Regions from separate parts of the Mus musculus genome. Here region 2 is linked to region 1. A link is a loop called in an ENCODE intact Hi-C map of the cell type or tissue named here. Cell type or tissue: left cerebral cortex. All regions are shown on one strand. Links, peaks and the distances in the headings refer to the core of each region. The heading gives the core; the rest is flanking DNA.

Evidence for each region. Hi-C counts contacts between places; a loop is a spot of excess contacts. Peaks named below come from ENCODE experiments on the same cell type or tissue, not always from the same donor. Only the 100,000 strongest peaks of a DNase experiment are listed, where the experiment ranks them.
Region 2: it touches region 1 in a loop (3-fold over the local background); 1 of 42 quality-filtered maps calls a loop at or near these places.

What each region holds. Positions count from the first base shown.
Region 1 is chr5:137,522,620-137,530,932 of GRCm38, forward strand. It overlaps Gigyf1 (GRB10 interacting GYF protein 1), which reads left to right. Exons shown (of 24, transcript NM_031408.2): 13 at 42-208; 14 at 336-436; 15 at 518-637; 16 at 783-883; 17 at 1,180-1,262; 18 at 1,343-1,489; 19 at 1,570-1,794; 20 at 2,032-2,222; 21 at 2,312-2,472; 22 at 2,553-2,740; 23 at 2,811-2,940; 24 at 3,033-5,316. The coding sequence ends at 3,085. It overlaps Gnb2 (guanine nucleotide binding protein (G protein), beta 2), which reads right to left. Exons shown (of 10, transcript NM_010312.5): 2 at 8,076-8,221; 3 at 7,779-7,817; 4 at 7,565-7,671; 5 at 7,227-7,290; 6 at 6,984-7,146; 7 at 6,824-6,890; 8 at 6,385-6,586; 9 at 6,072-6,288; 10 at 5,508-5,990. The coding sequence starts at 8,132. The coding sequence ends at 5,884. It overlaps Mir6418 (microRNA 6418), which reads right to left and starts at 6,975; the gene lies at 6,861-6,975. In left cerebral cortex, for the core only: CTCF peaks have their summits at 1,260 and 3,595; DNase peaks (open chromatin) are centred at 1,321, 1,644, 3,877, 5,314 and 5 more places; H3K4me3 peaks cover 1,088 bases; H3K27ac peaks cover 2,522 bases.
Region 2 is chr5:137,290,123-137,298,407 of GRCm38, forward strand. It overlaps Ache (acetylcholinesterase), which reads left to right. Exons shown (of 5, transcript NM_009599.4): 2 at 1-979; 3 at 1,357-1,841; 4 at 3,046-3,215; 5 at 3,995-4,344. The coding sequence ends at 4,116. Ufsp1 (UFM1-specific peptidase 1) reads left to right here and starts at 4,547. Exons shown (of 1, transcript NM_027356.2): 1 at 4,547-5,542. The coding sequence starts at 4,668. The coding sequence ends at 5,321. Srrt (serrate RNA effector molecule homolog (Arabidopsis)) reads right to left here. Exons shown (of 20, transcript NM_031405.2): 11 at 8,269-8,285; 12 at 8,106-8,184; 13 at 7,677-7,865; 14 at 7,218-7,391; 15 at 6,957-7,110; 16 at 6,653-6,846; 17 at 6,345-6,501; 18 at 6,096-6,197; 19 at 5,865-5,991; 20 at 5,582-5,784. The coding sequence ends at 5,709. Mir8116 (microRNA 8116) reads left to right here and starts at 3,658; the gene lies at 3,658-3,754. It also overlaps Mir7036. In left cerebral cortex, for the core only: CTCF peaks have their summits at 779 (motif pointing right), 3,242 and 4,495; DNase peaks (open chromatin) are centred at 734, 3,362, 4,428 and 5,008; H3K4me3 peaks cover 2,389 bases; H3K27ac peaks cover 2,092 bases.

The DNA.
Region 1 (8,313 bases), core at 146-8,145:
CCATAGCCACCTCCTGACCCCTCTTGATGCCCTTGTTCCAGGCCCTTTCACGACCCAGGAGATGGCTGAGTGGTTCCAGGCTGGCTACTTCTCCATGTCACTCTTAGTGAAGAGGGGCTGCGATGAGGGTTTCCAGCCTCTGGGAGAGGTGATCAAGATGTGGGGCCGTGTGCCCTTTGCCCCAGGGCCCTCGCCACCCCCGCTGCTGGTGAGCACTGTCTGCTCGGCAGGTTGCAGGGAAGGCCAGTGGGGGCAGCAGCAGGACCGCAGGCTTCCCAGCACCTCACATGCTCCTGCTGGGCATACTCACACAGGCGTGCTCTGACCTCCCACAGGGCAACATGGATCAGGAGCGGCTGAAGAAGCAGCAGGAGCTGGCTGCGGCAGCCCTGTACCAGCAGCTGCAGCACCAGCACTTTCTGCAGCTGGTTGGCAGGTATGGGGGGAGCTTGGGGGCTTGTTGTGGGCACGAGAGTGGTCCTGCGTGGTCCACTGTCTGAGCCCAGTGTGTCTGTAGCCGCCAGCTCCCGCAGTGTACGACGCTCCGGGAAAAGGCAGCTATGGGGGACCTGACGCCGCCGCAGCAGCAGCAGCTCACTACGTTCCTGCAGCAGCTCCAGGCTCTCAAAACCCCCAGGTCAGTCTGTTTGCACACAGCCCCAGGTTGTGTGTGAACTGGTGTTTGTAAGAAAGTGTAAATATGTGTCCTGTTGTGAGGCAGAGGAGGAGTAGGGCGGGCTACAAGAGAGCAGTACCCTGAGGGCCATTGGTTTGTTTCTCAGAGGTGGAGACCAGAACCTGCTCCCGACGATGAGCCGGTCCTTGTCGGTGCCAGATTCAGGCCCCCTCTGGGACTTACATACCTCAGCTTCATCACAGTCAGGTGAGTGGCCACCCTGCCTGCCCCATGCCACCTCCTGGTCCGTTGTACTCCTGAGTCTCCTTCTGCCCCTACTCTTGTCTGGCCTGCCCCACAGTGGCCCAGCCTTACACCCACTGGTTCAGAGGGGCAGAGCCCAAGCGCCCAAGCTGCTGCAAATGGCAGAAGTCAGAGGGGCTCTAAAATGGGACCCTGGACAGCTAGGCAGGGAGGCTCATTTGGGGACAAATGTTTCTACTTCCTATCTAAGGCAGGCTCTGCTGGGCCTGGGCCTCTGCAGCTGCCTGTTCCTCCTGCAGGTGGTGAGGCCAGTCTTTGGGACATACCAATTAACTCTTCGACTCAGGGTCCAATTCTAGAACAGCTCCAACTGCAGCATAAAGTAAGTAGAGCAGGCTGACATGGCAAAGGCCGGCTGAGGCAGCTCAGCCTCCCTGCTGCCTAAAGTCCCTGTCGCCTCAGTTTCAAGAGCGCAGAGAAGTGGAGCTCAGGGCGAAGCGGGAGGAGGAGGAGCGCAAACGACGGGAGGAGAAGCGGCGCCAACAGCAGCAGCAGCAGGAGGAGCAGAAGCGACGGCAGGAAGAGGAGGAGCTCTTTCGGCGCAAGCAGGTTCAAGTCCCTCCTGTCTCCTGACCCTAGCCTGGGCCTGGGGCCTGCGGGCCACCCTCACCCACTGTGTCCCTACCCAGGTACGGCAGCAGGAATTGTTGCTGAAGCTGCTACAGCAGCAGCAAGCGACGAATGTCCCTGTGCCCCCTGCACCCAGCTCCCCACCCCCGCTCTGGGCTGGCCTAGCCAAGCAGGGCCTGTCCATGAAGACTCTGCTGGAGCTGCAGATGGAAAGTGAGCGCCAACTGCACAAGCAGGCGGCACCGCGGGAGCCTCTGCGGGCCCAGGCCCCCAACCACCGAGTGGTGAGCACCTGCCCCAGGGAGCCCCTCTGCCGCAGTTTCCAGGAGTGCTTGGGCTGGGGGGAGGTGTCCCTGAGCTCATGTTCCTAGAGCTGAAGACCTATGTCCTTTCATTATTAGAAGGATGGCCCCTCTCCCTAGTCTTCACCTCCTGCCCTCCAATTTGCCCCCAAATGAGCCTCCCTGCCTAGATGTCCAGGGTCCCATTTTAGAGCCCCTCTGACTTCCTGCCGTTTGCAGCAGCTTGGGGGCTTGGGCTCTGCCCCTCTGAACCAGTGGGTGTCTGAGGCTGGGCCACTATGGGGCGGGCCAGACAAGAGTGGGGGCAGCAGCGGTGGCAACCTGGGACTCTGGGAAGATACTCTCAAGAGTGGCGGGAGCCTGGCCCGAAGCCTGGGCCTGAAGAGCAGTCGGAGCAGCCCGTCTCTCAGGTGAGGCGCCTGCCTAGTGGGGCTTGTCAGGAAGAAGGGATGCTAAGGTCTGGGCTTATCTGTGGCCTCCAATTCCCCTCCTACCTCAGTGACTCGTACAGCCACCTGTCAGGCCGACCTGTTCGCAAAAAGACAGAAGAGGAAGAGAAGTTGCTGAAGCTGCTGCAGGGCATCCCTCGGCCCCAGGACGGCTTCACGCAGTGGTGTGAGCAAATGCTGCACACCCTGAGCACTGCGGGCAGCCTAGACGGTACGGAGGCGCCTGAGAGGCTCTACTGGCTCTAGGGACTCCAGACCTGTCCAGCATGCTTGACTATCCCCTCTCTGTAGTTCCCATGGCTGTCGCCATCCTCAAGGAGGTGGAGTCCCCTTACGATGTCCATGATTATATTCGTTCCTGCCTGGGGGACACGCTGGAAGCCAAAGAATTTGCCAAACAATTCCTGGAGCGGAGGGCCAAGCAGAAAGCCAGCCAACAGCGGCAGCAGCAGCAGCAGCAGCAGCAGCAGCAGCAGCAGGTGGAGTCTTGTGGGACCTGGGGAGGCAGGATGTCCAGGGCTCTCCTGACTCTGTCCTCTTTTGCCTTAGGAGGCCTGGCTGAGCAGCACCTCCCTACAGACAGCCTTTCAGGCCAACCACAGCACCAAACTGGGCCCTGGGGAGGGCAGCAAGGCCAAAAGGCGGGCACTGATGCTTCACTCCGACCCTAGCATCTTGGGTAAGTGTCGGGTGGGACTGGAAAGCTCTGCTTTCCCTGCACAGGTCTCAGCGGACCTGGGGAAGCTTACTCTTGCTTCTCCCTGGCTTCAGGGTACTCCCTGCACGGCCCTTCCGGTGAGATCGAGAGCGTGGATGACTACTGACCAGCCTGTCCCACCTGCCCCCTGGGCCTTAGACTCGGGTGGTGGCAGCAGCATGGACCCTTGGGTCTCCAGCCTGCAGGCTCCCACAGGGAGCAGAGGAGGAAGCGAGCGAGCGAGCGAGTGGGGCAGGGTCCCCAGCACTTGTTACAAACCACACGATGCACCTTAACTCACCCGCCACGAGGCACTTTACAGATGGGGGAGGGGCCTTTCTTTTCCTCTTTAATTTTAAACATTAGGAGAGACAGAAATATCATCCAAAAGCTAGACGGTAGACCCCTACACCCCTTTGGGAATAATGGGTGTGACATTGGAAGGTCCACAGAGGTTTGTTTTTGGTTTTTTGTTTTGTTTTGTTTTTATTTTTTAGAAAAAAAAAAAAAGATAAAAAAAATAATGAAAAAAAAAGTTAGGCTGAAAGGAAAAAAAAAATCACACTGTTATTTTTGGCCAGTGGGTACCAGGCCCCATGGACCTGTCCTGCCTGGCTTCCCTGAGGCTGCACTTACCCTGCTGCCCCAGAAGGTGGGTCATTGGGGTGACTTGTCAGCTGGGTGCTGGCAGTTTGCACAGCGAGCGAGCGGAGGCCCTCTCCAGAAGCCCCGCCCACTGGACCTGCTGTGATCAGCTCCTGTGGCCGTTACTGTGGCAGGTGTCCTGGTAAGGGGCCAGAGTCGCCCCTTACCTCAGCTGCTTTGGGAGGAACGTTGCACAAATTGGATGAGCTGCCTCAGCTCCCTCTCCCCACACCCCCGAAACAGCCCTCCCACACTGGCTGAGGGAGCTGGGGAAAGCCCTGTCAGTGCCAGCCTGTCAGCTGGGCTCTGAACTCAGGCCTGCTGAGGGGCTGACCCCCACTGCTGCCATTTCGGGGGACAGCCTGGGTGTGACACTGAAAGCCCCAGCTCCCTGCCTTTGCCACATGAATGTATTTTCTGGCCCCCAAGCCCGTCTCACCCCCTCTGAGAAGGGACTCAGCCCTTCCTCCAGGAGCTGGAGAACACCCCTCCTTTTATCATGGCCGAGGCCTTGCTTGTGAGGGAAGGACACCGAAGGAGTGGCTTGGGGCGGAACCTAGGGGGGCCCCGTGGTGAGAACCCCCTGATCAGCAGCCAGCTGTGTGGGAAGCAGACCACAGCTCCGTACCTGACCCCTCCATTGACCAAATGGGAGAGGAGTGAGCAGCCCCTCTCCTTGATGTTTTTTGTGTTGGGTGTAAGGCTGGAGGTCGAGAGCGCCTGTGTCCTGGCTGGGGGCTGCCTTGCCTGTTGCTCGCCGACCTCACTCCTAGCCCTCCCGCCCTGCCCATGCTTGTCTTCATTGTTGTTTGCCCCCCCCCCCCCCTTTCTTTTTAATATACTGTGTTAGTGACTCTCCCATCGACCTCATTGCTCAGAATGCAGTATTAGGGCTAGCGAGCGAGCCTGCCACTGCCTCCTCCATGAATGTATTTCTAGTTTCTGTCCTGGGGAAGTAGGGAGTGGCCCCAGGTTCTTCTTTCCCATCCATCCCCACAGAGGTGACCTTTTGTTTTCCTTTCCACTTTTTTTTTTTCTTTTTTTTCTTTTTTTTTTTTTTTGCACCAAAGTGGCAACTGGGTCAGTGTTGGGGATCAGGCTGGCTTTGGGTGGAAGGGCCCCTCCACCTGCTTCTCCCTGGTTTTGACAGTGTTAGCGTCTGTGAAAAGACAATATTCTCTCTAAAGCAATAAGGGGGTGATGGGCCAGGGGGAAACGTCTTGCTGCTGCTGGCCCCCCAGCTCCCTTTCCCTCTTGCCATTGTGGTGGCATTGGAGGGATGGGAGAGACTCCTGTTGTGACTGAATGTAACCTACCCTGCCCCTGCCACAGCCAATGCAGGGGGAGGGAGGGCACTTGTCTCTTCCTACCCCTCCCCCCAGCTAAAGAGACTGAACTTGGGGGCCCATGAGCCTGGAGAGGCCTTAACCCTGTGAGGAAGTGTGGGGCCTCTCCCACCCCATCCCCTCTGAGAGTGGCCAATGTTTACAAGCCCTGAGCCCCAGCCCAGGGACTCAGACCCCCCCCCCCCATCTTAATCCTTTCCCCATCCCAGTCTTACAGGGCCCCACTGCCCCACCCTACCCCCTTGGGGTTCAGGGTAGTGTGGGTGTCCTGTGTATCCCAGTTTACCCTACCTCTACCCTGTGTGACTTCCCTAATACCCACTCTTGTAAATACTCCCAATAAAACTTGGTGTGTTCTCCCAGTCTACCTTGTCTGCCAGCTTTTCCATGACTGAGCTGGGGTAAGGGCACAGTGGTGGTGGTGGGGTGCATCTGGGAAATGCTGGACTCAGCCTCATGTAGAGCAAGAATGGGGTACCTGCTATCGCTTAGAGGAGCCCAATACCCACTGCCTGTCTGCTTTCTGGAGAAAGGGGGACAGTAAGCAAGGAGACTAGGTACAGAGTTGGAAGTGGTTCCTTTATGGAAAAACTGAAAATATAATAAAAATTAAAATAAAACCAGTTAAAAAAGCCAGCCCCTGGAGTTTCCACCTCCTGCCTCTGGCCCTCCAGAGGGGTGAGGCCATGGCCCCAGGGCAGCAAAGGGTGAGGGCTTTCCTGCCCTTCCTCTTCCCCCATTCCATCCCCGACTTTTATCTCCACAGTGGGGGCCCCCCCCTAGAGGAACCAAACCTGGGTATGGGAGCAGGACCGGAGGCCCTGTAGCCCAGGGAGGGAGGCTTGGCACATGTACCCAGCCCCAAAGCTCCGGGCCTGTAGTGTGGGCATGGGCAGGGCTGCTCCCTGCCTGGGCCCATCTGGGGTTGGGGAGGTTAGTTCCAGATCTTGAGGAAGGAGTCCCAGGAGCCTGTAGCCACGGCCATTCCATCATCTGTGACCCCAAGGCAGCTCACACGGTTATCATGGCCAGCGAGGACACCTGGAGAACAAAGGGAAGGATGTAGGAACCGGTCTGGCCCACACTTCCCATCTCTGCCTTCTGTGGGCCCAGAGTCCTCACCTGCACGGTCACCCTTCATGGCATCCCAGATGTTGCAGTTGAAGTCGTCGTAGCCAGCGAGCAGCAGCCGGCCGCTGCGCGAGAAGGCAACCGAGGTGATGCCGCAGATGATGTTGTCGTGGGAATACATGAGCAGCTCCTGATCAGCCCGCAGGTCAAAGAGGCGACAAGTGGCGTCATCTGATCCCGTGGTGAAGGCATAGCCATTGGGGAAGAACTGCAAGATTTGGGCCAGAGATGATAAGAGTGTGAGGCAAAGCCAGGGGTGTGGGATACAGGGGGCAGGCAGCTCACCATACTCCTCCTGACTTACAGCCACGGCATTGATGTCCGACTCGTGACCTATGAATGTCTGTCGGCACATGGAATCCCGAACATCCCACAGCTTGATGGAGGCGTCACAGGCACCTGACACAAAGGTGCGGCCATCGGGGGCCAGTGACAGGGACATCACATCCCCACTGTGTCCAGCAAACCCCACCGTCTGCTGGCCTGTCTCAATGTCCCACAGGGCACTGGAGAGGCAACAGGAGGAAGGATTAGGAAAGGACTAGAGGACAGAAACCCTGGCTTAACTACTGTATGAGCCCAACCCTGACGGGGCCCTCTAGAAAGAGGGCCAAGAACCCGAAATAGTGGGGGAGCCACTTGGCCACCATGCAGAGGGGAAGACTAGGTGCTCAGAAGTGTGCCTGCCACCTGCTGGGCCCTGGATCCCCCGAAGGCAGGGAGCCAGCACGGCAGAGCCTCACCAGGTGGTGTCCCCAGAGCTGGTGATGATTTGGTTGTCGTCCAGGAAGCGGCAGCATGACAGGTACCCTGGAGAAAGGAGGTTGCAGTCAGGCATTTTAGAGGACAGTGCATCTCTTCCCTTCCCCTGACCGTGTTCTTGCCTCTTCTGGCTCCACTCACCAGTGTGGCCAGGCAGCTCTCTGCTGACCCTGACATTGCCCTCTCGGGTCTTGAGACTATAGATGGAGCAGATGTTGTCCAAACCCCCACAGGCCACAAAGTTCCCTGAGGGGGCGTAGGCACAGGTCATGACCCAGGAGGAACGCAGAGGGATGGCGTGGACCTAGAGGAGAGCAGCACCCTGAGTCAGAGTCAGCCAGGGCCTGACAGCCCTGCCCCACCCACCTTGGGTACCCGCTTTACCTTGTTAGTGGTGTAGCTGTCCCAAATGATGAGCTTTCCGTCCTGGGAGGCGCTGACCAGCAGCCTGGCGGGCCAGTGGCAGACAGCTCAGGGTGTGGAAGAGAGGCCCCCTAACCCTCCCTGGCTAGAGAAGCTTTTTAGAGGCATTCCCCCAAATCCTCTCAGGATGATCCTGGATCCCTGGTCTTCCAAGGATACTGGGAATCAGTCTTCCCAAATTACTGACAGATTCTCCCCCCAGACCTGAGAGTCCTCCCCACACCCTGTACTATCATTCTGCCCATTATATAAAATCACCCCAGAACCTAGACATACTAAAGCAGGGGCCACCCACGCACCTTGAGTCTGTCCCCCAGTGCATGGCATAGATTTTTGCCAGGTGTCCACGGAGGGTCCTCCGTGTTCTCATCTGAATTCGCCCCACTGGGTCCAGCCCAGCTGTGATCTGGAACAACGGAGCGACTGAGGTGGTACATAGAGACCCAAGCAACAGAAGACCATCCAACACCTCCCATTCTTCAGTGCCCCAGGGTAGCTCTGTAGTCACCTCACCTGGGTCAGTGTGGAATCCCCGCATGCTTTTCTGGCGTCCTGTAAATGATGGGCAGTGCAAGAGAGGGAAAGGAGAGAAGTGCAAAGAGGTGAGGAAAGAGTGAAGAAAACAGGAGACAAGGGGAAGATGAGCCGGGAGACATTTGGAGACCAGGACTCCCTTTCTCCTCCCACCCTGCAACAGACAGACACACACCGGCCACAGGCAACCCATTCTACTCAGGTCAAAGGGAAGCAGCACACTCAAGCCACGCCTGGCTGGGCTCGGCCTCCCCATCACAGCCACCAGGCCCTCACCCGGATCTGGTTCCGGAGCTGCTCGGCCTCCTGTCTCAGTTGCTCCAGCTCACTCATGGCGCCGGGCCCGTGGGGCGGGGTTGGGGGCGGCTGGGGGCCGCGGGACGGGGGCTGGGGGAGGCAGCTCCTGGCCGCTGGCCCGAGGCCTGGGGGGTTGGGGGGGAGAATGCAAGGCTGACGTCAGGTCCCAAGACGGCCCGGGAAGCGGCAGGGAAAGGCGGGGTGGAAGCGCACGGCC
Region 2 (8,285 bases), core at 1-8,000, 230 kb before region 1:
GGCTGAGGGCCGGGAAGACCCGCAGCTGCTGGTGAGGGTTCGAGGGGGCCAGCTGAGGGGCATCCGCCTGAAGGCCCCTGGAGGCCCAGTCTCAGCTTTTCTGGGCATCCCCTTTGCAGAGCCACCTGTGGGCTCACGTAGATTTATGCCACCAGAGCCCAAGCGGCCCTGGTCAGGAGTGTTGGATGCTACCACCTTCCAAAATGTCTGCTACCAGTACGTGGACACCCTGTACCCTGGGTTTGAGGGTACTGAGATGTGGAACCCCAACCGAGAGTTGAGTGAAGACTGCCTGTATCTTAATGTGTGGACACCATACCCCAGACCTGCTTCTCCCACACCTGTCCTCATCTGGATCTATGGGGGTGGTTTCTACAGCGGAGCGGCCTCCTTGGATGTGTATGACGGCCGTTTCCTGGCCCAGGTTGAGGGAGCTGTGTTGGTATCTATGAACTACCGAGTGGGAACCTTTGGCTTCTTGGCCCTACCAGGAAGCAGAGAAGCCCCTGGCAATGTAGGTCTGCTGGATCAACGGCTTGCCTTGCAATGGGTGCAAGAAAATATTGCAGCCTTTGGGGGCGACCCGATGTCAGTGACTCTGTTTGGGGAGAGTGCGGGTGCAGCCTCCGTGGGCATGCACATACTGTCCCTGCCCAGCAGGAGCCTCTTCCACAGGGCTGTCCTCCAGAGTGGCACACCCAATGGGCCCTGGGCCACTGTGAGTGCTGGAGAGGCCAGGCGCAGGGCCACACTGCTGGCCCGCCTTGTGGGCTGTCCCCCAGGTGGCGCTGGTGGCAATGACACCGAGCTGATAGCCTGCTTGAGGACAAGGCCCGCTCAGGACCTGGTGGACCACGAGTGGCACGTCCTGCCTCAAGAAAGTATCTTCCGATTTTCCTTCGTGCCTGTGGTAGACGGGGACTTCCTCAGTGACACACCGGAGGCTCTCATCAATACTGGAGATTTTCAAGACCTGCAGGTGACTAATGGCTGATAGGGGCAGACCAGATTCTTCTGGGTTTCATCCGTCCTTCCCCCTTTCCCAGGGACCCAGGCATGAGGGCTTACTACAGATCCACTGTTAGAGGTCCAAGTTTGTGGGTCCCAAAATCAGTCCTTCCCTGCCGAGTGGTTCAGATCCCAAAGTGGTTGCCGGGCGAAAAAGAAACTATGGGTATATTTTTTTCTTCCTCCACGCCTTGTCTCTCCACCCCACCCCCACCCCCACCCCGCTCTCTGTTCTACACAGTTCTGGCTTTGTAATGGTTCGTCTCTCTGGCTATTAGGTTGCTCATCTGTCTCTGTGTGCCTCTCTATCATCTCTCCATCCTTTCCCCCATCTCCAACTATCCTCAGGTGCTGGTGGGTGTGGTGAAGGACGAGGGCTCCTACTTTCTGGTTTACGGGGTCCCAGGCTTCAGCAAAGACAATGAATCTCTCATCAGCCGGGCCCAGTTCCTGGCTGGGGTGCGGATCGGTGTACCCCAAGCAAGTGACCTGGCAGCCGAGGCTGTGGTCCTGCATTACACAGACTGGCTGCACCCTGAGGACCCTACTCACCTGAGAGATGCCATGAGTGCAGTGGTAGGCGACCACAACGTTGTGTGCCCTGTGGCCCAGCTGGCTGGGCGACTGGCTGCCCAAGGGGCCCGGGTCTATGCCTACATCTTTGAACACCGTGCCTCCACACTGACTTGGCCCCTCTGGATGGGGGTGCCCCATGGCTATGAAATCGAGTTCATCTTTGGGCTCCCCCTGGATCCCTCGCTGAACTACACCACGGAGGAGAGGATCTTTGCTCAGCGACTTATGAAATACTGGACCAATTTTGCCCGCACAGGGTCAGTGGTATTGGAGTGGGGATGGCGTCTGGGGGTCCAGGGGAGAGGGGTACCCATGGATGGCAGTGAAAAAGAAGAAGAAACCTTCACAAAGTTAAGGGGTGAAGAGAAAGTCTCAGGTGATGCCGGAGAACAAGGCAGGCAGAACAGGGAGTCCTTAAAAGACAAAACCAGCTGGGAACCTTGAATCCCAGCACAGGAGGGAGAAGACAGTCTAATGTATACAGTTCCAGACTAGCTGGGACACGACAGAGTGAGAGCCCCCATAAGGGCTGGGAACAGCTCCATGGTAGACGGCTGAAAAGCAAATGTATATGAGGCCACCCCAGCACTCTAAAAGACAGCGAGGTAACTGGTATTCAACAGATAAAAGAGATTGCCCTGCAAGCCTATCTCAGTTGAATCCCTGAAACACAGAGAAGTGGCTCTCCACAAAGCTACCCCTGACCTTCAAATCTCTCTCACTCACACACAAACCCACACAGATGATGATGATGATGACGACAGAGAAAGGCAGTAGAGGTTTGGGGGTGTAGCTCAGTTAGTACTTACCTACCTAGCATGCACAAACCCTTGGGTGCATCTGATTTTCGTTTCCCAAAGTAAAAGTAATAATTGTAGAGACAGGACTGCACCTACCTACACAGCTAAAAGCACAATCCTAGAATTTTTATTTTAAAATAGGGTCTCGCTATGTAGCACTGGCTGGTCTGGAAATCTCCATGTTGATCAGGCTGGCTTCAAACTCAGAAAAATTAGCCTGCCTCTGCTTCCCGGGTGCTGGGATTAAAGCCTGTAGTACCGCACCCAGCTAGAAAGACTTTGAAAACAAAGGGAAATGGAGAAAGAGACAGAGATGTCCAGTGGAAAGAAAACTTCCCTAGGTGGTGGAATGGTAGAAGGTACTTAAAATGAGAAGGGAACCTATCCATGTCTGTAAATCCGTACTCTGGGAAACTGAGGCAGAAGCATTGGCAGCACTCATTTCTCTCTCTCTCTCTCTCTCTCTCTCACACACACACACACACACACACACACACACACACACACTCACACGGGGCGAGGGCGGGGGTGGGGGGCTGGCTGGAGTAGGGAGAAGAGAGTTGGGTGTTAAGAGTTGAAGAGGGTCCAGAGTCAGGAAAAGGATCCACGTCTTCATTCCTTATTCCTCTGGGCAGGCTGAGATTTCCCTTTCCTTCCTCAGGGACCCCAATGACCCTCGAGACTCCAAATCTCCACAGTGGCCACCGTACACCACTGCCGCGCAGCAATATGTGAGCCTGAACCTGAAGCCCTTAGAGGTGCGGCGGGGACTGCGCGCCCAGACCTGCGCCTTCTGGAATCGCTTTCTCCCCAAATTGCTCAGCGCCACCGGTAGGCGCATGGAGTGGGGGGAGCAGGGAATGCACAAGGCGGCAAGGGTTGGAAGGAGGGGAGAGAGATGGGGTGCAAAACACAGGGTGTAATCCCTCTCTTCTCCACCTCCCCAGCCACGGAGGCTCCTTGCACCTGCCCAAGCCCCGCCCATGGGGAGGCGGCCCCGAGGCCCGGGCCGGACTTAGCCCTGTCCCTCCTCTTCTTCCTTTTCCTCCTCCACTCCGGGCTTCCGTGGCTCTAACTGCAATCCTTTCCCCTTCTGGTCTCAAAGCACACTTACTCTAGTGTGTAGCTGAGAAGGGGCCCCTCTCAGGGATACAGAACCCCACTCCATTCTCAAGCCGAGACAAAATGGACAGACTCAGGGATCTTTGTTAAACAAAAATTCAAAAAACAGGATTTTTTTTTTTTTAATGTAAAAAATTATCCTTTGGAGCTTGAGCCTGGTGTTGAGGGGAGAAGGATCCGGGGCTAGTTGGCGTCAGCCAAAGGGCCTTATAATCGCCAACTATTTCTGTATCTTCTCTCTTTTCCCCACTAACCCATGAACCCTTCTCCCACTCTGATCCTGTCCCTCCCCTCCGTCTTCCGGTGATTTTTATCTCTTCCTCTCCTTCCTGTTCCACCTCTCCCTTCATTCTCCGGATCATCCACTGTTCTCTTTCCACCACCCCGCTCGGCCTCCGACAATGCGTGTGTGCCGGCGCACTCACGACCGGTCTCCACTACCCGACCTGTTCCGTTTCTCCCACTCTTGCGGGGTGCCCTGGCCGCAGATACTCTGGACGAGGCGGAGCGCCAGTGGAAGGCCGAGTTCCACCGCTGGAGCTCCTACATGGTGCACTGGAAGAACCAGTTCGACCACTATAGCAAGCAGGAGCGCTGCTCAGACCTGTGACCCCTTGGGGGACCCCAGGTCCTGCCGCCCTGCCCGAGCCCCTAGCTGTATATACACTATTTATTTAAGGGCTGGGATATAATACGACCGAGCCCCCAGGCCCTGTCCACTCCTCCCCGACTTCCTCCCACTAGGGGCTCCCCATCTTCTGCATGTCTTGGGCTAAGCTCCCCTCCCCGCGGTGCCTTCGCCCCTCTGGGCCGCCAATAAACTGTTACAGCCACCAGAGTCTGTGCAACACGCGGGAAGTTGGGGCGGGGATGAGGTCAGAGACGCTGGGAACAGAAGCCTCGGGATTGGTGAGCACTGAGGCACCCTGCCCGCAGCATCCGGCGGAAGCAAGCGCTGGGCCCGCCCCTAGGGGCGGAGCCTGCGACTGCGCAGCCAGGCTGGTTTGCCGGCGCCTTTTAGAAGGCTCCTTAATTCGTCTGCCTGTGGAATCATCTCTCCTGCCGCTAGCCTGCTTGCTGAGAGTTCTCCGGTTCTACGTGCCCACACTGCCCGTAGCTAGTCCCAGAAAACACCAGGAACCCGGAATTGGCCCTGCCTCGATGACAGCTGCTCTACCGAGCACCCTGGAGCTGCTGAAGGACGTGCACCTGGGCCTGCCTGTGCCCTGCCATGATCCCGCCCGACTGGCCCTCCTCTCAGGCCACTACCTTTACTATCACTATGGTTGCGATGGACTGGATGACCGTGGCTGGGGATGCGGCTACCGCACCCTGCAGACGCTGTGCTCCTGGCCAGGGGGCCAGTCCTCGGGCGTGCCTGGACTGCCAGCCTTGCAGGGAGCCCTAGAGGCCATGGGCGACAAGCCCCCCGGATTCCGGGGCTCCCGTAACTGGATCGGCTGTGTAGAGGCCAGTCTCTGCCTAGAACACTTCGGAGGACCTCAAGGGCGCCTATGCCACTTGCCCCGCGGAGTAGGGCTTAGGGGAGAAGAGGAGCGGCTTTATTCACACTTTACAACGGGTGGGGGCCCAGTAATGGTAGGAGGAGATGCAGATGCCCAGTCCAAGGCCCTGCTGGGGATCTGTGAGGGGCCAGGTTCAGAAGTCTATGTCTTGATACTGGACCCACACTACTGGGGCACTCCAAAAAACCGTTGTGAACTACAAGCTGCTGGATGGGTGGGCTGGCAAAAGGTAAAAAGCGTCTTTGATTCCAATTCCTTCTACAACTTGTGCTTCACCAGAAATCTCTGAATCACCACGCCCTACCTGCACCGTTGGGTAGATCCCAGAACTGAGACTAAACACAGCCACCTATTTACTTCGCACAGGCCCCCACCGCGATCAAGTTTGGGCCTGGCACAATGATACGGGCAGGTGAATCTGAGTTCAAAGCCAACTTGGTCTACACAGCAAGGCCAAGCTGGAATTAGAGATACTGTTCTGAAAAATAATAAATTGGCGTAATTCAGCTTACTATGGCCCAGCCTGTGTTTGGGAAGGGACATACAGCACACAGTTAACACACACTACCAAAGTGTTTTTACTAGCGGGTAAAATAACGTACAAAAAACTTTTCAGCTGATGGGATAAAGTGGTCACGGGTACTGATGTAGCAATGCAGGAGGGGACATGGATGGCTCAAAAGAAGTCAACATCATCCGGGGCATCCAGGTCCCGATACTCCACTATGGCCCTTGGGTCTCCTCGAACCATCCTGTGAGATAAAGGAAATGTGAACAGATGTCCCTATAGTCAGAGACGGGGAAAGGCAGCCTGGGCATCGTTCGTGCTCACCTGTTCCGAGGTTTCCCAGGATAACCGCCTTGGCCTCGAAAAGCATCATAGTTCCCACGGCCGGCACCATATGGAGCATGGGGGTATGGAGGCCCTCCTGTTGGGACTGCAGGGCGGACAGCACCAGCTATGACAAAGACCCAGGGTGAACTAAAAACTGACCTCAACCTCAGCCTAAGCTTTGTAGCCGCCTACAGACACCAAACCCCTGCACTGCCTTTCCACACTCACCTCCATAGCCCAAGATGGGAGGCCGGGGCTGACCATATGGCATCAAGCCCTGTGGCGTCTGATGTGGGTAGGGAAGTCCTGGGGTCAGGCCTGGGGGGAGTACAACACGGACAGGAACATGAATTACTGCGGGGGAGGAAAGGGACTGACAAGAATTCTAGGAATAGGGCCTGAAGGTTAGTGGAGCACACTTCTCAAAGTAGAAGAAAGAAGTCAAAGGTATGGCAGCCACCACAGATCGTATCTTACTCTGGGCAGGGCCAGGTGGCTGAGCTGGCTTGATCTCAGGCAAAGCTGGGCGCTTGGCGTCTGTGAGAAAGTTATTGAAGAACGCCACCTCCTTCTTCACCTCCTCGATCTTCTCGGCATGCTTATTGAAGATATGCTTGCGCACAAACTCCGGGCCCTGGGAGGAGCGGATGAGGACGGACAGCATGCTGCAGTCTCTTCCCCACCGAACCCCGCTGGAAGGTAACAGCTTCCTCCAGGCTTTTAGGGGTTTTGCTACCCAAGCCCTCCTCCCAATCTACCCTCACAATTCTTTTCACATCTCAGACCTTGAATTTCTTGCCACTGAGAGGACATAGCCACTTATCCTTGCCCAGTTCCTGCGTGTTGGAGGTGACAAACTTCTCCACTTCCTGCTCTGGGTCTTTTCGACCCATCTTCTGGGCCTCTTCCTCAGAAAGGGATTCACGCACACTCAACAGTGGAGTCAGTTTCTCCTCAAATGTCTTCTGCCACTCCAGCACTGTGTGGGTGACAAAGGCAAGCTGAGAGGGAGACTGGAGCAAGGGGGAAGAGGAGGGACAGTAGACAGAGGTTGGCCATGAAAGACAACATGAGGGACCTGCAACGTACCTTCTCCGTGACTAATTCGGTTGGGAGGCATGGGCCCCCGAACGTGGATTATGCCACAGCGGTTGGGCATCTCGTCTTCATTAGGGTACTCACAGGTGTTATAATAATCCAGAGAATGCACAATACGCAAATAGAGAAGAAGTTTATCCAAGACCTGGGGGGCGGGGAGGGTGGACACACAAGGTCACTATTCAGCCCCGATACAGAAAGCCGCATGCCGCACTCCCCTGGACGCATGCTCCAGATGGTCGGAACTGGCACCTTGATCAGCTTCTCATCTCTCTCCACGTTGATCTCGGCTGGGTTGCCCTCCTTGGGAGGCTCCTCAGGAGGGGGTCCCCCACTGCTCCCCAGAAGCTCCTCCTCCTCCGCACTCACTTCCTCAATCAGGTAGTCAGTGATGTTCTTCAGGATGGGGTTTTGCGAGGGGAGGCTCTAGCGAGGAGGACATGGACAGTAAGGCAGAGAAATCAGCGCAGAAACTGGGCCATGAAGACAGGATCAGCATCACGGACAAACCCTGTCTCCTAATCTCATTCGTCCATCCTAACCCACAAATGACTATGCTGTTGGAAGCTAGAGGAGGTAGCATCCAGACAAAGGGGCAAACAAAGGAGGTTATGGATAGGACCCAGGGATCAGGAAAACAAGCAGATGAGGTCAGGGGTAGCACAAGGAACCATTGGGTACACTAGAAACCATCCCCTGGGAGTCACTGACTGTGGGCACAGGAGGCGTCCCAGGCTCAGAGGCCCAGAGCTGGGTCCTGTCATCCAGTGTGTGGATTAGCTTGGCTGCCAACTTGATGTCATTGCGCACTATCTGCTTGTGCTGTGTAATGCCATTTATGTTGCGGACACGACGGGTCAGGTCTCTGTTCACACCGGGACTCAGTTCACACTCCCGGAGCTATAGAGACATAATTAACAAGGAGGCCATGACTGCCCCAGAACTGCACCCTGAGAGTTGGCCCTACAGAGACCCTTGAACCCAAGCTCTCCCCAAAGGGGACTGAACCATGGTCACAGTCCCAGAACTTCTCAGACAGAAGTGAAGCCTGCAGGTGAAGCCTCACGGCTGAGTGGACACGGGAGAAATGGACAAGCAGAGCCCAACCATGCTTCCTATAGCCCCGCTCCCAACACTCACCCGAATGTTCTGCAGGTTCCAACAGATCTCCTTAATGTTAACACTGCGGTCAAAAGTCACCCAGCCACGGCGAAAAAACCTACATAACAAAGTTTATCAGCACTGTCCCAGAACGGAGCCAGTGTGGCCTCCTTACCCCATCCCAAGGTGTGCAGCTTCTTACCTCCTCTCTGGCTGGGG